4 separate regions of the Mus musculus genome follow, and regions 1, 2 and 4 are each linked to region 3. Evidence: chromatin loops called from intact Hi-C (ENCODE). Cell type or tissue: heart. All regions are shown on one strand. Each heading gives the region's core, and the rest is flanking DNA. Links, peaks and the distances in the headings are about the cores only.

Region 1 (5,703 bases), core at 252-5,251, 180 kb after region 3:
TGAAAGGAGGATGGCATTCCTTAATGTCCAAACAGAGAAAGAATAGTCTACCATAACGTAAGATCATGGCCATTTTGCTGCTGTTGAGCAAAGGCAGTCTGAAGTACAGGAGCTCTGGGATGAGGAACATCAGATGGCTTGATGTATTTAAAAACCAGGGGACACAGATGCCTTGACACATAAGAAGGACAGGGCAGTCCAACAGCACCCTCACTACATCCCATCCCTTCCCTCCGGAAATCACATGGGCTCACCCTGTGGTGGTTTATAGACTTCATGCTTCTCTCCATTCCCACCATGGGAACAGAGGAAGGCTTGCCCACCTCTGTTGGTGGGATTGCTGCAAATGTTTACTAACTGATTCTACGCTTTGTAACATGGAAATAGGATTAGAACCCACTCCCCGGTCAGGACCTTGAGCCTCTTCAGTTACTCGCCGAATGGGAATCATAAAGTTTAACCCTCTCATCACATGACACATAGGCCTACATGCCACTACCTTGGCTTCATCTCTAGATTCTATACTCCCAGATTTTAATTTCCACCGTGGCTGTGAACCTCTCTCAACTCTGTAAGTGTATCCTGCCTCTGAGCCATGGCAAATGAGACTCACTTCCAGATATGTCTGCCCTTCTCTTTCTTCCTTCCTTCTCTCTATTCCCTTCCTTTTCAACAGTTTAACCTCCATTCCACCACCACCACTTCCTCTGGGAAGGTTTCTCTGATAATCCCAGGCTATACTAACTTCTTTTCTGTCTGTTCTCAATACTCTGTTCATGCCTCTTGCAGTAGATATTGACTCTGAGGGTTGTTTCCTGGACATTAGTCATGGAGTGGATATTTTGTTATTGTTTTCTCTCTCTCTCTCTCTCTCTCTCTCTCTCTCTCTCTCTCTCTCTCTCTCTCGTGTGTGTGTGTGTGTGTGTGTGTGTGTGTGTGTTGAGAGTGGAAACCCATTTAATCTAACAAAGAAAAAGCCCACTATAAAACAAGAAGCAATGTTCGTAACTACTGGTAAAAACACGAACACATTTTTCCTGCACATTTATCATTGAATTAAACTCCATAATGAAGGTTTAAAATTAAATTTTCTAGATGCATATCTGTGATTCCAGCACTTAGGAATGAATGCCAAGAGACTGCTGGGTTATCAGTTAGTCTAAGTGTAAGACCCTGCTCAAACAAAATAACAGTAACAACAAAAATAATATCTCTGTGTTTGGGTATTCTTTGAGTGCTTGGTTGGTTGCTTGGTTGGTTATTAATAGCCTAAGAGACAAGCTGGAACATTCTCATTTGCTCTCTGCAAGTGAGGGCTTGAAGAGCTTTATTTGGTCACAAGGAATAAAGTACACACAGGGTTAAGACTCTGGCTGTGGCGTCCTAAGTGTCTGGTTTGAGTTCTATCAATAGGATTGGCCAGTCATGTGACCTTGAGCAATAAATAATGCTCTCTAAGTCCTAGCAGAATGCCGGCTGCACAGTAAGAGCCCAGCAGCTGGTAGCAATGGCGATTAGTGTTATATTCTCCACAAAAGTAATATTAATTTGATCATTTCCCTGCTTTAATCTTGCTGTTGGAGGCTGACTAAGGCATCACCAGGGGCTTTGTACACTGTGTGCAGGAAAAGCAGTCAAGAATGACGAGCCCTGTGAGGTTATGGGAGAAAGCAGTGCTTTTCACTGGACAGACAAGAAAACCCACACTGGGCAGGGTTTGGTGACCTGCTTCTGGTCACGTAGCCAGGCTAGGCAGAGCTGAAACTCTAAGTAGGCCCTCTAACTCCAACACCAGTTCCCTCCACACAACACCCTCTGGGTGTTACTGTTTCCATGCCCCACAGAGTTTCCAGCTGTTTAAGATCAAATAGGACTTTGGAAGCTAAAGATGCATCCTGGGACAGCCTGTTCCTCTCTGTCCATTCATTCATAGTTTGCTGGGATTTTTAACCCAGGGGCATACTGCTCATGTTCCAGCATGTTCACTTGAGGCTCTCTCCCCGCAGATCAGCTCCCACAGAGGCAAATGTACCTTTGGACAGTGTGCCTTTTGTAGGACTGGTCTGCAAATGCCACCAACCCCTCACACTCCCAAGGCTCGCAGATTCCAGGGGGGTTCTGGTCAATGGGTGTTTATCATGAAAAATGAACCTAACACCTATGTGCACATTAGGAAGCTCCAAAACTCACTGTAAATTTCCCAAGCTTGGTAAGAACTGAGGACATGCCTCAATGATTTTTCTTTGTAGAAGTGGACAATTGGGCATGGAAATAAATACTACTCTTTGCTCAGGCTTTTGTGGAAGTGGTTGCTTGGTGTCTCCTGGGCTCCATAATGCCGTCTCTTCCATCGGAGACATGATCATAATTGGATATACCCTCCAGATGCCAGATGCTTCAGACATGGAAAGCTGTTTTGCCTGTCTCCCGTCTTCATGGAGAGATGTTTTCTATGGAAGCATTGGTAGTGCTCAGGCCTTTCTAAGGATGGGATGATTCTAGGAGCATGTTGGTTCGTGGGGGCTTGTGTAATAAGAACTTCAAGAGAAGAAAGGGGGGGAAAGGTGGAGAATTCTAGCATTGTTTCAAGAGTGTTTCTCATCGTTGCCTGTTCAATGCACAGAGGAAAGTTCAGGGGAGGTATTCTGGTCATCAGTCAAGCCAAAAGCCAGAAACAAAAGAGTGGCTATGAAGTCATCAACCAGCTGCAGGAGTTACATATTTCTTCATGGGGTTCCAAGAGTGGAATTGCAGGCATCTACACTTCTAACAACCCAGTGCCCCTCTATAAGTGAAATGAGAATCTCTTTTATAGGTAATTTTTACTTGAGTCTTAGGGATTGAATCTAGGGCCTCATACAAGCTAGGAAAACCCTTTACCACTGAGCTATATCCTCAGTCTCTTCTCTACCTTTTATTTTATACATGTATCTAATATATGTTTATCCTATCTATTCCCTAATCTTTCCCCACAATGACTCCCCCAAGGCCCCTCCCAATGTGATGCCCTCTGTTACTTTTTCATATAACTACTGAGTCCCATGGGTTCTGCTCCATGCTCACCTTAAGTATAGAGCCATCCTCTGGAGCATGGGCAACCTACCAATAGCCACTAAAGAGAAATGACTGTCTGCTAGCACCCACAGACTGCCAATAGCTCCTCAGCTGGGGTGGGTCCTCCAAAGCCACACCCCCTCCATGCTAGGACTTTGACAGGGTTGGTCTTGTATGGGTAATCATAGTTGCTGTGCCTTCATGAGTGTCATGGCTATGATATGTCCAGAAGACCGTGTTTCACACACTCCTCTTTATCCTCCAGCTCAGAACTCTGTAGAACACTGCTGCAGTAAATGATTTTGATCTCTGAACATCTTAGTCATTAAGGTATTAGTATGATTTCCATTCACCTGGATGTCTTTTTAACCTACTAGAGTAATCTTGGTTGATGCAGTTCTTGAATGTTTTGATATTTTTGAATCCTGTAGGATTTGGTGTCTCAAAACCTTCCTAGGGCTTTAGATCTAGAATTTGCTTCAATCAGAAAGACATGGGACTTATTTAACATTCTCTGTTCCCCACCATTTGTTTTCCGGGCCTCTATTCTCATGGCTCTGTAAGCTCCCTCCAATATGGCAGTACCTTGCTGAAGGTCTAGGGGAATCTGTCCAGGGCAAAGAGTCTTTGGCAGCTGGATTTACAGCTGCAAGTAGAAATGGAAGGCAGGATTCAGTGTTTCTTCTCAAGTCTCTATTGTCCTCTTTGGTACCCAGTGCCTGGAAGAGCCTGCACAAACAAATTAGGCAAATGAATTGAGAGAAAGAACAGGGAGTATCTGGCTTAGCAAGTTAATGAACATCCTTTCTAGACTATAGAATGTCTGCTGAGAAACCTTGATAACACCTGCATATATTTGCATGAATTACAGGACAGAGAAAGAAGAAATACCACAACAGTCCATCTTTTCTATTCATTTCAGGAACTCTTATAAAACAAAGACCATAAATTATTTAATTCTCTGAACATTTAAAATAATTAAAGGCGTTATTGTTTTCATTTCTCTAGCCAGATTTTTGTTTCTGATAAATGTCCTTCCACTCTCTCTGGTGTCTGGTCTGTGCATCTGTGCCCACTAGCTGGACTTGCTGCCATATCCAAGCTCATTAGTGCATCGCCTGCACAGGGTTCCAATGGAAGCAAGAGAAGAAGGGTGAGACAGAGAGGGCTGAAGAGCACACAAGCCTTAAGTTCTGATTCCTGGGTCCACCATTTATCAGAGAGACTGCACAGGGTACTTAGCCTCTGGAATATAGTAGGTTTGCCTGTGCATCTGATTCTGAGTAATTATGTAAGGAAGGTACCTTGAATCTGCTTATCAAAGTCAGTGTGTGATGCATTTTAAGTTATCATCAACATATTGTATTGCTATGATATAGATGACCCATATATCATGCCATGTCATATCACTCAAACTTGGCATATAAGATTACATGCAGTAATTTTACATATAATAGTATTGTACATAGATATCCATGTACTGATTGACTGAATACTGCCACATCTGTGCCTATGTGTATTTTGGCCAAAGTCACATGTTCCTCCGAGTCCTCCAAGCATCCTGGTGACTTTCTGTTGCAGACCTGACCTTTACTTTTTTCTCCTGTGCACACTGAAGGTATAATCCAATGCTGTTCTTGTTCTTCCACCTAAACAATGTTCAACCTGTAGCCGAGTTGGCCTCTTTCCCATTCAGAGGAGGCCGTCTGAGTTCCAAATCCTGTTATGAGCCTTCTCTGAAAGATTATCAGAATCATTTATGGACCCGGCTTTCACCTCCCCAATAGCATTCTGAACTTTTACTTATCTCCACATATTAGAATGGAACTGTTTGGAATCAGGGAAGTTTATGCTCTTACACCAAGGACTGGCCAGAGTTAGTGTGAAATCATGTTTCCCTCTAGGCTTTGAGGTTGTCAAAGTCAGGGCAGCATGGGGAAGGATGAGGTTTTCATACTCTGGGGAAGAAACAAACACAGAGCCTGAGACATGGCAGAGAAAATATGGTATAGAGACAAAACCCTCAGCTTGGGTCCATGGCAAAACTGTTGATTGATATCTGCCCTCACTACACTTTCCTCTAGGTTATAAAACAACACACTCAAGAAGGAGGGAGCCCTTCCTCTGGCCTGAAAAGATGGAACAAAATCAGTTTATGCCACAGATGGCAATCCTATCTCTCCTTTTTTGAGAATGACTTGAGAAGAGGCAGGTGACCTCAGTTCTGACCAATAAGACCACAGGAGCAGTTAGGGAGTAGATTCTCCTTCAAGACATTTGCTTCCTGTTACCAAAAACCACATGTAGATGCCCTTGCTTGAAGGCATGGTTCTTGGAGCTACAGCACTATGTGATCAGACAAGCCAATGGTCCAAGGCTGCAACAGTAAAGAAACACAGAGGGTGGGGTCGGTGAGTAGTCTTGAATTGCAAGGCAGTATGGGAAAATCTGCTTCTGGACTTTGCCTGGTTTGTGAGCCAAATAAATGTGTCTATTGCTTCAACCACTGTGTCTTTTATGTTATTGTCACTAGAGGCATCATGTGTGATAGGCACAATTCAATTTGTGCTTTAATTTATTGTTGTTGCACCTCCACATTGTTTTGGAATGATTTCTGAGTTCCTGGCACTGAGGTAATCTCAGCACTTA
Region 2 (5,703 bases), core at 480-5,479, 93 kb after region 3:
GGATAGAGTAAGTTAATTATGCCATATCATTTTACATGTGTTATGTAAGCAAAATCAAGAAGCTGGCACAGACCTAGGATCATGGAAACCCTCGTGAACTGCTGATAGGGTAGAAACTGGTATGGACATGCTAGAGGCAGTAGAAAACTAGATCTTTGTTTTCTCTCTGATACAGCAGGCCAAGTCCACTGCTAGGCATCTGTTTCCAAAAAGGAATTATAAAAACCCATATGAATCAGATAAAGAAGTGTCCCAGCTTGCTTGGGGTAGTTATAATAAACTTCTGGTCTTGGTGTAATTACTGACATCACTCTTTCATTTCAAGAATGTACGCCTTCTGTCTGAGGCTACTTGTGTTTGCCACTATTCTCATCTTCTTGTGGCTGCAACCAATAGTCAACAAGAAGCAACTTAAGGGAAGAAGGGGTCATTCTGGCTGAAAACTAAAGATGCAGCTTATCATGGTATGACAGGCATGATGGCAGGCATGTGAAGTGACCAGTTACACTGGATCCACAGTTAGGAGGTGAAGGGCAGACAAGAAGTGGTAGTGAGGTAAGCAGGGACCCACTCCTTCTATATATGAGTGCATATATGTTCACTCAGTCTCTCTCTCTATCCTCCCTGTCCCCCCCCCCCCATCAAAACTATAAAGGTCCAAAGTCTTTTCTGACACTCAGTGCAATCTTGTGATTGCATTTTACAGGGACTCCTGTAAAAAATTTTTTTAAATCATTAGAAGTTACACACTTCTAATATACAATGGCACAGAGTAAAGATTTCCATTCCAAAAAGAGGCAATGGAAACATACGAAAGAAAAATTAGAACAAAGCAAGACTTCAACTCAACCCTCCAGACCACAAGACTCTGCAGCTACTTATCCAGCATCTGGGACTCATGACTCTCATCTGGGCTCCAAAGGTCTTGGTTTGCCCTGCTCCCCCAGCTCTTCTACCCACAGCACACAAAGCTTATCTCTTGGGCCAGCTCCATTCCCACCTGCTGTTCACGTTGGAAGATGGTCTACTGTCCTGAAATCAGCACCACTGTAGAATCTCCACTGTACCTTAGACTTCATCTTCAGAACGTCACAAAAACATCTTTTCAGGGCCTGGCCTCAGTGATCTTTTGAAGCCTTGTCTCAAGACTCCATTGGTCCCTCACTGTTGCATCTCATATGCCTATAAAACCAGTATTCACCTTGGCTGCTGCAGCAAACTTCTACAACAAGCTTCAGATGGAGTCTGGCCCCTTTGGATCAAAGCTACAGTGATGTCAGTATGTCTAGGTGGATGACTATGGGAAAATATTTTCAGCGGGAAGTTTTATTTGATCAGGGAATTCTTTGGACAGCATTTTTAGCTCAGGCTACCTCTTTTCAAATGAAGTTGCATGTCCACCAATTGGAACCATTAGTGGGCAGGGCCTTACCACTGGGGCACGTGTCCTGTTGCCTCATCTTTTTGGTTGCTTTTTCTCCCTCATTATCTGAAACTTCACAGTCACTTACTGCTCTTCTCAACAAGTCGGCATTTGTCATATTTTTCTGCTGCATTTGTCACTCTCTCCCATAGCAGAACCTGGTTAAGAGCAGTGAACAGTATCATGACATGGCCTAAACCCTATCCTGTCTTGTGATTTACTCTGCCAACGAATTAGTACATTACTTTGGAATTCTGCCTCAAAGTCGGTAGAATGAAGCCAAGCTGCTCCTCCTCCCCCTCCCCCTCCTCTTCCCCCTCCTCCTCCTCCTCAAAAAATGTGTGTGTGTGGTGGGGGGTAGTCAAAGCACAATTTAATCCATTTGGGTTTTTTCCTTCCACATTTACATGCGTTCTGACGTCAAACTCTTACAGCGGGCTCTCATGACAGGCACTTTTCCTGCTGAGCCTTCCCTGTCTGCGTGTCTCTCAGCACTGTTGTCTTCTGACTCCCACTAGTGTGGCCCATTAAGCTTACAGCAGTCTAAGGCGTCTGTAGTCCACAGTTCCACATTCTTCCACATTCCTTCTGAAAACCCATCCTCAAGGCCTACAAGTCACACCATCAGGCTTATCATAGCAGAACACTTCATCCCAATTTTCTCTACCATTTGCTGTTCTCACTGCTGTGACTAAACCCCAGCCAAGAAGAGACTTCAGGGAGGAGGGGTTTATTTTGGCCTATGGTTTAAGATGCAGACCATCCTGACAGGGAAGGCGTCACAGTTGGGATAGGAGGTTGTTGGTCGGCAGGAAGCAGAGAACAGACAGGAAGTGGAGCTAGACTCACCTCCTGTGACCCACAGCCTCCAGTGAGGTTCCACCTCCTGCAGTTTCCACAACCTTCCAAACAGCGCCACCATCTGGGGAGCAAGCGCTCGAGCACGTGAGCTCTGGGGCACACTTTCACACGGAAACCACAGCAGATTTGCCGCGATGGAAAATAGAAAGGCAAAGTGTGTTAGGCTCTTGCTATTTAGCACAGAGAAGCAACAGACAAAATGTGCTTGTAGCAAAAACACTTGCATCTTAAAAGCAAGGCTGGATGGGAAGAGAAACAGATTGGGTTTATAAAAGTTACATTTGCATGGAGTTAAGTCCACAGCAAAAACTATACATTCTACAGAACTGTAAAGCAGCCAAAGGGTGTGGTCAGAACTGTTACCATAAGGCAGGAAAGGGAATAAGCAGGATGCACGAGGCAGAGTGGGAGGGGTCTCGGCTGGACCAAAAAAAAAAAAAAAAAGCTAATGAACACAGAGAGATGTGATAGTTCTGCCTCAGGACCTGGATTTAAAAAGTAAGAGTATGTTGATAGCAAAATACATGGAACTGAGGGAATTTTTAAAAAGTACTCAAAAAAAAAAAGAACTATTCAAATGTGAGCTTTCATGGTAACGAGGTTTTTATTTATTTATCCCCTCCCACCTCTTTGAAGTTTCACAGAGCGCTGGATGGAGGCTGCTTAAATCACTACTTGAAATCGGACAAAATGAATGTTAAAATGTTTAGACAAAGAAGCAGCCGCGCATGTATATGGAACTACAGCATCTAAGGCAAAAGCAGTGTGAAGCTAACATCTAAAAACCCCACAGCAGATGGGCCTGGAGACATGCCAGGGATGGGTTTCAGATTTGGCACAGAACTGGCCAAGCAGGCGACACACAGAAAGGAGATGCCCTCACATACAGGATCTGTGTTGTCGAAAGGAGGAACCACCCACAAACTTGAGAATCCTAAAAAGCAGGGCACGGTTCCCATTCTGAAGCCAGAGAAGTTTGTTCTCCGAGCTCCTTAAAGAGGGCAGCATGTGATGGACTACTGACCCAGAGAACTCATTTCCCCAGGAAGATCCATTCCAGGCTGTGTTGAGAAGCAGAATGTTAATTTACTCTAACGCAATTGAGGGCTCCTTGATTTCCACAGAACAACCAGGTTTCAGCTTGGTTGAAACCCCAGGACATATTCCTTGGTATCCATACCCCAGTAGCCTTCAGAAACATGTGCTCTGCCATTAGGTCATAAATCACAAGGGCGGGAGACTCCTGGTCATTACAGCTCTGGCTAATAAGAACAGGGGAAAAAGGGGTTCTTCACTCAGATTCTGAGAGAGACGTGGTCTATAGGCCCCTGAGGAGCAGGTGAGAGACTCCCCCCATCTCTTTCTGAAATAGTTTCAACTGCCATTAAATTTGTATCGACTGTAAGCCAAACCTAGTAAGCGTTGTAGAGTGCATAGAAATCCAATTTGCTGCTGCTGTCCAGGGACAGGACTCAATGTTTAGTGGCAGACATGTGCAAAAGGGGTTCACTCTGAGAAATGCTCTTCAGATGTACACTTGGAGGAAGAGACAGAGACAGACAGAAAGACAAATGACAGAGACCAATAGAGATAGAAGCAGAGAGACAGATACAGAGAGAAAAACCTGTGACATTCTGTTTTACTGGATACAGAATTTGGGGCCGATACAGTTCATCAAGCTATTTTGAAGCCTGGTATAAATAAACCTTGAGCATATCCAATTATACTTGATTTTGTATTCACCAAGCAACTCCTGCTTATTAATTCAATTTCCAAGAGTCTGAGAAAGGAAGTGGTAGATGTGCCAAAGCCGCTGTAATTATTCCCTCCCTGCAGCCAGGCCTCATGCAGTGTGACTTTGAGATTCTTCCCTGCAGTGCACACAGCCCAATTCCTTACCTCTCTCTCGACTGGCCTTGTGTTATGTCGTGGTCAGTAGACCAGTGTGCCAGAGTTGAACCTAGGTCTCAAGACCTAGGCGTGCACCTCTCCCATTCACTGAATCATATACAACCACCATGAAATGGACATGGGCCAACCTGTGCTACGATGAGAAAGAATGCCTATATAGCTCTGTTTGCTGGCAGGCTGACATAGGGCTATGGGATTTTTCAAAACACTCCTCCATTCCCAGTTTACCTGTGAGGAGAAGGATCTAGAAGAGAGGCATAGTAAGAATTCAACATACAGACATGGAAATGGTCGGAGGACAGTGAATGCTAATTACTCCCACTGGATCAAGCCTCCTGTGCTGGCTAGTTTGCACTGTCAACTCAACAAGCTAAAAATCACTCAGGAAGAGGGTCACACTTGAGGAAATATGTGGAGCAGATTGGCTTGCAGGGATATCTGTAGGGGATTTTTCTTAATTGTTAATTGATATGGAAAGATTAATTGATAAAGAAAGATTGTTAGTTGACATAGAACAATGCAACTCACTGTGGGTGATGACATCATTTCCTAGGCAGGGTACCCCTGAGTGGAGCAGAGAGAGCTAGATGAGAGAAAGCAAGCAAGCAAGCAGCATGCATGCATTAGTTCTCTCTGCGTGGGATGATGACTGTGCTATAACTAGCTGCTTAAGTTCCTGTCACTGGGCTGGAGAAATGGCTCCATGGTTAACAGCACTGTTTGGTCTTCCAGAGGACACAGGTTTGATTTCGGCATCCATATGGCACCTTGCAACTATCTGTAACTAAACTTCCAGAGACTACAACAGTCTTCTAGCCTCCTCAGGCTCTGGACACCCACATGGTGGACATGTAGGCAAAACACTCATACATATAAAATAAAACAACTCTTAACTAGGTGATGCATACCTTTGATCCCAGCAATCAGGAGTCAGAGACAGGTGGGTCTTTGAGTTTGAGGCCAGCCTGATCTATAGAGCAAGTTCCATGACAGTCTGGGTTATACAGATAAATCCTGTTTCAAAAAATAAAAGTTCCTGCCTCTACTTCCCTCAGTGGTAGACTATGACATGTAAATTGTAAGCTTAATAAACCTTTCCTCCCTTGTGTTGCTTTTGGTCAGGATGTTACACACACACACACAATCAAATATGCATTATGTTGTAATTGGCATTTTTTAAAAGAATGTATTAAATTCTTAGAATTTAGGTCACCCCTCTTCCATTCCCTGCCAGCTCGAGTGACAGTGGCAGAGGGTTGTTTTCTGTTAGAGTGTCTTTAATTCCCCAGACTTCCTCTGCACCTGCTGCGGTGGCAGCCATAACAGCTCCTCACAGAGCTGCGCCTCTCTGCTGGGCTGTAGCTCATCACCTCTCCTCTGGGAAATGACAGGGAGTTGTGTACCGAGTACCTGTCAAGAGAGAAGCTGGGAAAGCCAACTTTTAATTGGGTTCTGTAGTGGTTTCCATGGCCAGACCTGACCCCCTGGCATTTTCCTTTTCCTGGAGT
Region 3 (5,703 bases), core at 478-5,477:
CTGCATGTTTTGGGACTTTGAACTTAGGACACTACTGTGGGTTCACTTATGGTCAACCAACTCCAAGTCTGCTGTAGTTCAGAAAGAACTGCCTCTCCCACTCTGGCTGCTTAGGTTTGTGCCTGGTTCTCTCTTCCACTTTTTACAGCACCACCATAGCCCACTTGCAGTAAAGGAGAAACAAAGGCTATCCCCACTTTCCTGATCCCAGCTCAACAACTTCTGGTGTTGGACTAGCTCCTTGAAGCAGTCTGGATGCTTTCCGACCACTCCGTAAAAAACAGCACCTGATGGAAAGTTAGCACTTTAAACATTCCAAGAATCCAAAAGGTTCTGCAGCTAAGGAGACTCCTTTCTCCCAACTCCCCGGATCACAGTCAGTAATGGATTTTATGCATTCGTGTTTTGAAATACTACAAAATATATAGCCCGAGTCAAGTCACTCTTCTGAGAGATGGTTTAATAAGTTAACATTACTCATCCATTAATGATTAATGTCAGCGTCTGAAATGTTCTGTTAAGCAGGGCTTCTCTGGGCACAGAGGTTTGTCACAGGAAGGATTCTAGCGTCACGATACCTGGGCCCTTTTCAGAGTGCAGCTGGAGAAAGCGCCAGAGGGAAAGGCCCCTCTGAGCCTGGCTGATCTTAAAGGTAACCCAGCTGGGGCAGCTCAATTAACTCCGCGTAGACACGTGACCAAGCTAAACGCAATCCAGCTACCAGCCAATCGCATGGGGCAGAAAAGCCCTGCCCAGCTTCTCACGCTCCGGACAGCGGAACCAAAGGCCCAGGGGCGCTGGGAGACTTAAACACCCCAGCATAGCTCGACAGACAGCTTGACCACACACTTGAAAGTTCGCTCTCACTCCAGGACACACGTGACCGCACGCAGGCGGGCCTTCTAAGCTACCCGGCGACAGGAGATGTGGATTGTGGACTATTTAGAGCTGGGACAGCGTTCTGCCCTAATTACCTAGAGCTGGTTGGCAAGCAAGCACTTTGGTGTCACCTCTTAAGACCTCTAAGACCTCTTCAGTGGCCCGCCAAGGATCAGACGCGGACCTTGTTAGGAAGGCATCTTATCACCTGCTCTGGAAAGTTGTGTGACCCAAGATGGGGTGCTGGAAACACACAGGGCTCCAAAGCCAGTGTGCCGACCCCCTGGGACTCGACAGTAGTCACCCCGCCCTCCCCAAGCTCCAGTCACACGCTCCAGCTCCACACCTTCGGGCCGTATTGTGCAGAATAAAGGCTAATTACAGTCACTACACTGGGACTCAGTTTCTCTGGGGGAAAGTGTTGCCCAGAATGAGGCTCGGCAAAGTAACCTGATTAAGTCTTGATCCCACTCCCCTCCCCCGTTCAGTTATCTCAGAGACCCCAGAGGTTTTTAAAAGCCGCAGTAGCTGCGGAATCCCCGGGGATGGGAGAAAGAAAAGCACTCGGAGGACAGTCCAGTTGAAAGCCACTCTTGGAGCCCGAGAGACGGCCCGGCGCCTGGGGAGTCTCAGTCCCGGGCGCAGGCTGCGTACTTGTCATGGCTCGGCCTCCAGGCTGCCGCCCACCGAACGTGCGCTTGCTCACGGCAGCGCGAGGACTCCCGGCTCGGCCGGCACCTGGCGCCCGGTGTCCTCGGAGACGCCCACCTTCACCCACTGTGCGCTCTCAACCCTGCTTAAGTCTGAGGGGCGCACTCGGGCTTCCAGGCCCCGTGCTCTGCCACGGTCCTAACAGCCCGCCTGGCAGAGGAGGCAGAACCATTGTTCAGTGGCTCCAAAGCCCACATCCCCTAGCCCTTGTCAATGGGGGGTGAAAACCATGTAAAACAGAGGTTCTGGGAAGAAGGGGGACACAGAAGAATGACAACAAGTTCAAGGGACGCTTTAGGACACCCTAAACCCCACCGTCCCCCGGGCCTGGCTCCCAGTAACCTCGGCTCTGACAGCTCAGAGGCGCCACCCGGGTGGGGAGGGGAGGCAGGAGAGGAGCGTGGAGAGGCGCCTGCTAGGAGGGGATGGGCAAGAGGAGCCCCGGGGTCCCCCAGAACGCGGCGATCGCGGACGCCTCGGCTTGTTTCGGGCCGAGTGCGGAGGGGCGCGTCCCCACTCACCGCTTGCAGTGGCGCCGCTGTCCCGGGGCGCCCAGCACAGCGCGAGCAGCAGCCACAGCGCCCAGCGCGCGGACGTGCCCATGCTGCCCGCCCGGATGGTGCCTCCGTCGCGCCGTCGTTGTCGCCGTTCGCTCCGCACAACAAGTTACCAGCCCTTCGGAGAGGAAGAAGGAGGTGGGGGCGGGGAGGGAGGAGACGAGGAGGAGGGGGAAGGAGTGAAGAGCCGGGAGCACGGAGAGCACGCAAGGAGCGGGCACCCTTTCCCTGCAACTTGCACACTCTACTCCCCGCCAGCCACCCACCCAACCACCCACCCGGTCACCTCCCCCGCCGCGGCCGCGGTGTGCGCGCGGACCCTGCGGGCGGAAAATAATGCAGGCGTTGCAGAGAAGGGGAGGGAGAGGGGAGGGAACGGCGCGGGAGGAGGGGGCGGGGAGCCCGTTCGCCACCGAGGACAGCTCAAGTGAGCGGTTTGGGGGCAACCACCCGGGCGGCCGCAGGAGCGCGGCCGAGCGGCGCGGGGACCCCAGCGGGGGAGCTCAGCCCAGCAGCTCAGGCACGCACCGCTCTCCCGCGCGCAGTGAGGAGGGTGCGGGGGCAAGTGGCAGCGTGCGTGCGTGAGTGGCTGGGGCTGGGGCTGTCGCCGCCGCCATCCGGATGGCTCCAGGGGCTCGACTGCTCCGCGCGTTGGCCCGGGGCTCACGGGGGACCCGGGGCGGCCGCTGGTTGGCTCGCGCACCGTCCTCACCTCCAATCCCGGGTGCCTGTCCTAATTTCCTGATCCAGGGAACCTGCGGCCGCAGCAGCTGTGCGCTCCCTAGCTCCCTACAGTTGCTACTGTACCCTCCTGGCGCCTTGGCTAGGAGCGCTGATGCAACTATTGCTGCTCTTGCCACCGCCTCCAGGCTTGATGGGGCTGGCAGTTGAGGGGTCTGGGGGGCAGCAAGGAACCCTTTTCCTCCCTCTCCTGAGCCCCTAGGAAGGGCTGATGTAGTGAGGTCGGTAGGTAGCATCTTCCGGGGGACTCTTCTTTCCAACCTGAAAGTGATGAAGAGGAGGGGTGCGAAAGCTCCGCTGTTCTGCTGTGGGGTTCGGAGTCCCATCTCAATGGCAAGCTGAGATGCCATTTTGTTAAAAATTAAATGTGGCTTTAAGTAAGAGTGTGTGAAAGAGAAAGAGAGAAAGAACAAGAGCGCTCCCGCGGTTGTGGCTTGTCCTCTGTAATAGAACAAGACTAAAATAACCGAGTCTGGGATGGGGAGGAGGGAAATTGCCAGCGCAGCTCTGCATTCTCTCATCAACGATTAGAGTTAATTGCTAATTGCACAAAATGATAGTTTGAGGGCCTGTAATTAAAAGCTTAACCTTTTTCTGGTTGGAGGAAGGGGACCCCGGTAGATTTATTCTTGGTATAGTTTGTAACGTTCAATTATAAGCATTGTGGAGGGAAAGAAGTCAACCCTCCCAGAGAGGATAGATTGGAGGGAGGTGGGTGCCAGACAGGACCTAAGTTTATGGTTTGTTCTTAGTGTACTTCAGTTTTCTTGAACACATCGCCTTGGTTGAGATGCTTTCTGTGGTATACCACAGATTTTTCCAAATTATTTCACCTGTTAATATGTGTGTATGTGCTTCTGTTTTATAAGTTGCTGTACCTCGAATGAATCAAAGTTGACAGATTTCAGATTCCATGTCCTAGCTTCCTTCTGGCATTGTAATGTCACCTTGGTTCTCTTGAGCAGTTCTCTGGGGACAGTCTACTAGGAGAGATGTTCTCATGTACCCAGGAGACCCTGGGGGTAATTCTCAGCCAGGGTACATTTTGATCGGTGTAATTTAGCCTCATTGTGATGGATAATCTCACATGCAGATGGGGTCTTTCAAAGCTGCTCACTGTGGATGCTGTTGTGTATAATCAGAGGGTAGGAGATGGGCGGAAACTGCATGGTGAACACGTGATCACAGCCAGTACCAGTCCACAGACCAAGTTTGAGGGGGATGGTCTAACTTTCGTATCCCTGGGGCTTGAAAAGCTCATAGTCACTTTACACCTGATGAAATGGGTGGGGGACATAGGTGAAGTCAATAAATAGTCAATATGAACAGGCTCCATAGTTAACTGAGACGTCACAAGCTTGTTTTCAATGTTTTACTTGAGAGAGAAAGGTACACGACAAGGGAAACATTGATACGGCACATAAGACTTAACTTTGACAAACATGTATTATGCTTTCTAGCATAAATAAACTGTTGGTAAGCCAAGTTATGGCTCTACACTCAACCTGGTGGCTTTTTTGGTCTATCATTCGACTGCCTCTGCCTCTGTGTAACTTCAAAGGATAAAAACAAACCACTCCCTTTTCTGTGCCTGCCATCTGACCTGTAAACTGAAATCAGAAACAACCCACATGATACTCAAAATCATCTGTGGCCTCAAGAAGCAGGTCTCTTTCAGACCAACCTATTAGAGGCTGAAAGAAGTTCCAAAGGACGAATGCATATAATTAACATAGAGAGTAACTGATAACTAAGAGAATAAATTAATCTCGAGTAGATAACGTGGGCAAACGAACAGAGGCCTTCAGGTAACTATGTGAGTAGTGCTATTTACTTCCACAATCCACCGAGTGAACTAGTGTGTCCAAACAGCACACACACTGAGCAGTGCTGGGTTCTATGCTATGTAAGGCAACCGCCATGGGTCAATACTTAGCTGAGGAGGCCATGGGAGCTGGTCAAGGTAAGAGAGACATGTTGAAAATTACAGCACTGTTTTACATGCGGCACTGTGTTCCAAAGTTGTTTCAGATGCTGTAGAATACAGAGATGCGACTGTAGCTGTGGCTGAGGCTGTTACTCAGTGGTGGATTGCTTGCCTAGCATGCAAAGGTTGTCCATTCCATCTGAACCATCACAATGATGAATGAATGAATGAATGAATGAATGAATGAATAAGGATTACAGGGGAAACCCAGCTGACTTGGTCGCAGGATAAGGATGTAAGAAAAGGCTTCCCCGGGTGCTTGACTTGAGCTGATCTAGTCAGCATTTTTCACTCAGTAAGTCACAGCCTGCCTCAGCCTCTTTATCATTGTCTGGGTTAAGGTATTAACTTTTACTAATTAAGGGACAGAAGTTGCATGGGCATCACTCCCAGACCCTGACATTTCATTGTTTGTGTGAGGCTCTTTTTGTCTCCCTGGCAACAGGAGGCATTCAAAAGGTGGCTGTGCTATTAACGAAGGTTTCTGATCGACCTCATGAGTAGCAATACACACACATCTCTGAAAATGTCTATGAATAAAAAAGCTTTTAAATACAGTTTAAAGGTTTGGATACATATATATACTCATGTATCAGAGACTATGTCACTCATAAAGCCTAAAGTATTTACCTTTTGTCCTGTTAGGGAAAGACTTGCCAGCCAGTGACACAGAAGAAGGACACAACCCATGTTGACCTAATCTACCGAGAGTTTGTACACAACCTGGTATTAGCTTAACTGCTACACTGGGACGACTGAAGGAAGGGCTTACATTGTTGAGGAAACCAAGACACAAGAGCCCTGCCTTAGTTAGGGTTTCACTGCTGT
Region 4 (5,703 bases), core at 285-5,284, 96 kb before region 3:
GGTTGATGGTAAGTGGAAAATTTTATAGCTGCCGCTATATCTCAATGGCAATTAGCATTTTATTATTTTCCACGTATAGATCTACACCTATGTTTACAAGTTCATTTTTTGTTTTAAACGTTCATTTTTTGTTTTTGTTCTTTTCTGAGACAGGTTTTCTCTATGTAGCCCTTGGCTATCATGGAACTCACTATATAGATCAAGATGGCCTTGAACTCACAGAGATGTACTTGCCTCTGTCTCCCCACTGTTAGGATTAAAGGCATTGTACCATCATGCTATTTACATGTTCTTAATAAGTAGCCTGACAGTCTCTTATTTATATGTTCCATGATTATTGCAAAATATTAATTAATAAAATACCAGCACCATGACAATGCTCAGGATTATTATTTTTTTGCATGTGTAAAATTTGTACTGTAAAAACATCTTAAAATAGGCTGGAGAGAAGGCATAGCATTTGTTGCTCTTGCAGAAGACTTGGGTGTAGTTTCTTCTCTGCATGTGGTGTCTTGAAACCATCTGTGACTCCAGCTCCTGATGATCCAACACCCTCTTCTGACTTCTGAAAGCATCAGGCATACCCACTATGTACATGCGTGCATGCAGGCAAAAAACTTACACATATAAGTATTTAACACACACGTACAACTCTCTCTCTCTCTCTCTCTCTCTCTCTCTCTCTCTCTCAGACACACACACACACACACACACACACACACACACACACACACAATATACACAAAAACCCTCTGTCAAAACATAGTGAAAAGCCTCTGGCTATTATCCGAAAGGCAGAAACGCATGTGGAGGAAGTCGGGAGAACTGAACCCTGATTGCAGTTGGTTCTCACTGACCGCTGTGTGAACTTGTTGAGCAAATTATACCTTCTCAGGCCCATTTCTACATGTCACGTGATGGTGTGGGTGGAGATGACACTGAAGATCAACCTAACTTACACCAACCCTCATGCATTACGTTTTCATACCATCTTGGCTTAGGTTATTACTGTCAAGCTGTACGAGAACGCAGGCCAGATCTAGATTGTGACTGAGGAGTAGCGTGGAGCCTCGCTGGATGACTGAGTGAAGTATCAGGTCATCCATCTTCTGCATTGTTATCCAACGATACCAAGCCCACTCCTGTTCTTTGCCCTCGTCAGATGTAAGTATAGTGACAGACACCGCTTAGAATAGGTTTGTTTTTTTTTTTTTTTCCATTTGAGCAGGTCTGGTTTATGGTTCTTGGCCAGGTCATACAGATTGCATAGATTTATTTGTAATGGTACTAAGCCTGCTTTGCTGCATTTCTTTACCATTGTTTGCTATTATAAATACTATCCATATTTCATAACTAGGTGCTTATTGCTCGAAGAGGGAAGACTTATCAGTGTTCTATTAATTTATCCTGGATTAAGTCATCTTATCAAATTGAAAAAAATTTTCTTTTTAGTTTTTTTAAAATAGAATATCTAGGGTTCTCAAAAATAAAATAAAATCATCATCAAGTCAAGAGTTTGATATTTCCTAATGAATGTGCAGACCCTTTCCTTTCCTTTTGACTTTGCTTATAGCTCTAAGACAGCAGCGAAGAGAAAATTAAGAAGGAACATGAGTAAGAAATCTGTAAAATAATAAAAACAATGTTTGTTGCCTTCAGGGGGTTCTGATTTTTTTTTCCTTTAAAGATTTATTTATTGGGTCTTTGAACAAGAAAGTTTTTTCCTACTCTTCATCGCCTCCTTATGCTTGTGTATCTGTCATTTATATTCTTTGAGTAGGACAGATAAATGTGAAAGTGTTTTAAAAGTTCTCAGCATATTGCCAAATTACTCAGTAAAAAGCTATGCCAATATAAAACCCCGCAAATATTACATATGTTAAAAGTAAAACAAAACACCACCATCATCATCACCACCACCACCACCATCATCATCATCCTAAAAATACTTATATTCTACATTTCACCAATAGTTTAGCCTAAACTTATCTCTTATTTTCCTAATAGTAAAAGCAAGCAGCTGCACAGTGCTTATTAAGTTTCAGGTACTCTTCAAAGACTCATTTACATTAGCTTACTTAGAGACTGTCCGAGCGAGGTTCTAAAGCTACCCTCAGGTTCCAGGAGAACAACTGTGGCATGGGGAGATTAAACAAGTCACCTGGAGTCTCTCCACAAGTGACTTAGCTATAATGTGAACACAGGCATTCCGGTTATATTGTATCATGTTGTATCAGACAGGGTCCTCCAGAGGCACAGAATGATAGGAGGTATATATAGTATATAGTATTCTGAGATTTGTTTTCACAAGCGCAACAATGGTTGTCAACATGCTGGAGGGTTGGGGAACATGGTAGCTGCTCCATCCACAAAGCTGGAATCCTCTGCAGTGCCACCCTGCCTCTCTGTAAGCCTGGAAGATCCCTGGAGAGTCATTCGTGCTGAGCCCACGTTGGAAGGCACAGGGAGTCTGCAGCTGATGTGGGTGGAGTGTGCCAAGTGCAGTGACAGACAGATAAGCAGCTGATGCAATGATAGACAGATATACTCATAAAGAGCAAGGCAGGCATATGCAGACTGCTGAGACATTCTTATATTGGCTCACCTCCTAGAAGATGAAATCCCACTTTGAGATCCCATCTTCACTTTATCCTCTCTGGAAACACACTTGCAGGTGTGCCTCCCAGATGATTCTAAGTCCTGGCAGATTGACAAGAGCAATCACCAATAACTTCCTTTTATAGCCAATAGATGTTTGGTGTTCGCTATAGAGCAAGAGTCACAATTAGTCACCACAGCCACCTTCTCAAGTGTCATCGACGTTCCGGCACTTTGCATGCTGTGGCACATGATGTACATTTGCTGCTCAGTGAGAACATTGGTCTGCTGCTGGCTTGCGCAATGGTTGATCCTCATGTGCCCTCGGAGTTTCACGGTGTCCTTGGGTTGTAGCTAGTGCGTGACATAGTGTCTGATTTGCAAGGGGTGACTTGTGGTTATTGCTCAGATTTAGTAAGGACCACACTTACATCCACACTGAACAAGAAATGATCTGGAAGTGGATATTAGGAAAGGGAAAAGCTCAGATAGGAGCAACATTATTTACTCGTTTACTTACTGGAGAAAGTATTATTGCTTTGTAGCTGAACTGGCTCGGCATCCCAAGTGCTGGAGTTACAAGTGTGCAGCAGCATGGCCAGCTTCAATCTTCTTTATTTAGTCTTGCAGTGTGGGTGATGAGATCCAGAGGCTGACACATGCTACAGATCTACTGCATCTGTATACTGAGCACGATAGTGTCCCCAGCCTCCAGCACAACTTTAATTACATAATATATAGCTGATATTTAAAATGGTTAACTGACTGTGTAGGTTGTACACAATTCCTTTCATGGACAAGCCATAAACACTTTCCACTTGGATGCATCGCTAGTAAGTGGTCAGTGGGGTCAATTGAAAGTTAGGGTATTTACTCCCAGAGGGATATGTGTGTGCATGCACCTGTGCATGTGTGCGTGTGTATGTGTGTGCCTTTGTATTGTGTAGAAAAAAATTTTTGAGTGTCGTCCTCAAGTTCAGTCTGTCTTCTTTTTTAAAGATAGTATTTCTCACTTGACCTAGAATTTACCAAGTAATCTTCAGGGACCCCTTTGTCCTGGTTGTGGGAGCTTAAGGGAGCCTCTGGCTATAAAAATCATTTAGATTACCAGGTATCTCTCGTCACGGTTAGAGGAGCTTGATGTGGCCTGGCCCAGCAGATAACGTGGATCACTAGGCTCTTCATAACTTCCAATTCTCAGATTTCTGGATGGAAGAACAGTTTTTTCCCATCTTTTTCATTGGAAAGACAATCCTGTGTGCTTAACATTTCTGGGTTCTCTGGAGATCTGTGAGTACAAGGACCTCCGTGTTCTGCTCCCAACAGTGGTCTAGGCTGGCTGGCTCAGAAGTCCAACAGAAGTCTAGACTAGCTGGCTAGAAAACCCCCAAAGCTATTCTTCACAGTACTGGAGCAGGGATTTTGACCATGTACCACAATGCCTGGGTGCTTTTCAGTATCTTTTCTGGGATCAAATTCAGGTGGTTATGATCCCAAGGCAGGTACCTTACAAACTCAGGTCCTCCTGCGTACAGGGCAAGCACTTTATGGGCTGAGTCATCTCCTTGGTCCATTTCCAGAGTCATAATCTCCATGTCACACTTCCTCGGGGACAACTCAGAAGTCAGTTCCTGACAAATGCCAACTGTGGGAAAGAGCAACTAGCAAATTCCCATTTGGGTTTTCTGGTTTGAAGTCCATTTCTAATGAGTTAATTTAGATATGCAGATATTCCTTGGCTCTATCAAATATTAAAGTTAATTTATGCTTTTCGTATTGTGTTTGCTTCGAAATACATCACTTCTCTGTCCGTCATTCTATTTATCCCACCAACAGTGTGTATTAAATCTTTATGAAGACTGGCCAATTAATTGTACCAAGAGGACTTCAAATCAGAAAACCTACCTCTAAATAATGTCTTATTTTTCTGGGTGTGAGACCTGGGTACATCATGCAAGTTGTTTGAGCCTCGTGCCTCTTAGGCTAAGTAGAGGAGGCAGTTCCTAATATTGTGGGCTACACTGATGGTCAAGTGAAGGAATAAGGACAGGGAAAGTAGTTTGGAAGCTGAAATCTAGCAAGTGAGACTTATGCATGCATCCTATTTGACGGTGAGGAACCAGCCAGGTACCATTGCTCTCTCAGCTTGGGGGATAGGATGGGAATTACATCTCTCTGTGCACTTCCATTGTTGACCTTCGGTTTCCGTCTGGGTTTGATTTTCAGCCAGCGGTGACATGGGGCTGGAAATAGAAGAGCTTTGAAGGAAGCTAGCTCAAATTTCCCACTTCCTTCTCCATGCTGTCTCCTGAGGGCTGTGATAGACTTAATTGTCAGCAAAGTGCTCCCTGTGTGTTCCAGGATGTAAATTAAAGCAGTTCAGACCAAAGTCATCAGCACTTCCTTACAGAGAAATGATGTCAAAATGAGCATGCAGCTCATGGGGCTTGGTAGAACAGTGAGGTGGGCAAAGGAGTTCATGCTGTCACACTGTCCTCAGACCTCCCACTAAGAACTCGAACTTAAAGTTTGGGGCAACTTTCTATTCTGTGGTAGAAAATTGTCTCCTATGGCAATGTCTTTGAAGGCAACTGGTCCCCAGAGAAAACAATTGCACTTGTATCAACTAATGATAAGAGGAAGTCGAACAAATCCCTTCTGGTCTGTCTTTTGATATTTTCATTATCATCTGTGTACCCTACCACCACCATCAAAGTTTACTTCTAGAAGCTCATTAGAAAGCTTTCCAAGTTACCTGTGGGCTCTGTGTGCACAGAACATGCTGCACTGAGGGCAGCCATTTTCCCTTGCCTAGCAGTCTCCCCCTCACCATGACCAGTTTTGTTCTTAGTGATATGGTTGGGTTCAGTAATGTCAGTACTTGCCCGTTTTCTCACTGTCTTACATCTGTTGAAGTGAGCCTATGAAATCCCCATTTGAATGACTGATGTCCAGCATACATATAGCTCTTTGAGATGAGGGAGGACTTCTGTTTCAGCCACACTCAGGAGGTAGCAATTTCTCTAGAACCACTCGCAAAGGCTGCTGCTATCTTACCAACAATGTACAAGGGCTCCTTACCTTTCCATCCTTCTTGGTGTTCAT

Evidence for each region. Hi-C counts contacts between places; a loop is a spot of excess contacts. Peaks named below come from ENCODE experiments on the same cell type or tissue, not always from the same donor. Only the 100,000 strongest peaks of a DNase experiment are listed, where the experiment ranks them.
Region 1: it touches region 3 in a loop (2.3-fold over the local background); 5 of 42 quality-filtered maps call a loop at or near these places.
Region 2: a loop joins it to region 3, with 1.8 times the contacts of the local background. A loop is called at or near these places in 8 of 42 quality-filtered maps.
Region 4: it touches region 3 in a loop (4-fold over the local background); 4 of 42 quality-filtered maps call a loop at or near these places.

The regions. Positions count from the first base shown.
Region 1 is chr19:27,034,219-27,039,921 of GRCm38, reverse strand. No RefSeq gene overlaps it. Among named protein-coding and RNA genes, the nearest start is that of Gm815, 150 kb to the right of the region's middle. In heart, for the core only: no CTCF peak of the experiment used is centred there; no DNase peak of the experiment used is centred there; H3K27ac peaks cover 1,822 bases.
Region 2 is chr19:27,120,949-27,126,651 of GRCm38, reverse strand. The region is part of intron 6 of Gm35438 (a long non-coding RNA gene); the gene reads left to right. Among named protein-coding and RNA genes, the nearest start is that of Vldlr, 93 kb to the left of the region's middle. In heart, for the core only: a CTCF peak has its summit at 2,360 (motif pointing left); a DNase peak (open chromatin) is centred at 2,301.
Region 3 is chr19:27,214,105-27,219,807 of GRCm38, reverse strand. Vldlr (very low density lipoprotein receptor) reads right to left here and starts at 2,788. Exons shown (of 18, transcript NM_001161420.1): 1 at 2,112-2,788. The coding sequence starts at 2,193. The region is part of intron 3 of Gm35438 (a long non-coding RNA gene); the gene reads left to right. In heart, for the core only: a CTCF peak has its summit at 2,918; DNase peaks (open chromatin) are centred at 787, 1,987, 2,257, 2,837 and 1 weaker place; H3K4me3 peaks cover 3,083 bases; H3K27ac peaks cover 2,564 bases; H3K27me3 peaks cover 1,571 bases.
Region 4 is chr19:27,309,983-27,315,685 of GRCm38, reverse strand. Gm35438 (a long non-coding RNA gene) reads left to right here. Exons shown (of 8, transcript XR_003952921.1): 2 at 1,002-1,164. It overlaps Gm35268 (a long non-coding RNA gene), which reads right to left and starts at 2,811. Exons shown (of 4, transcript XR_386629.3): 1 at 2,606-2,811. In heart, for the core only: no CTCF peak of the experiment used is centred there; DNase peaks (open chromatin) are centred at 2,915 and 3,235.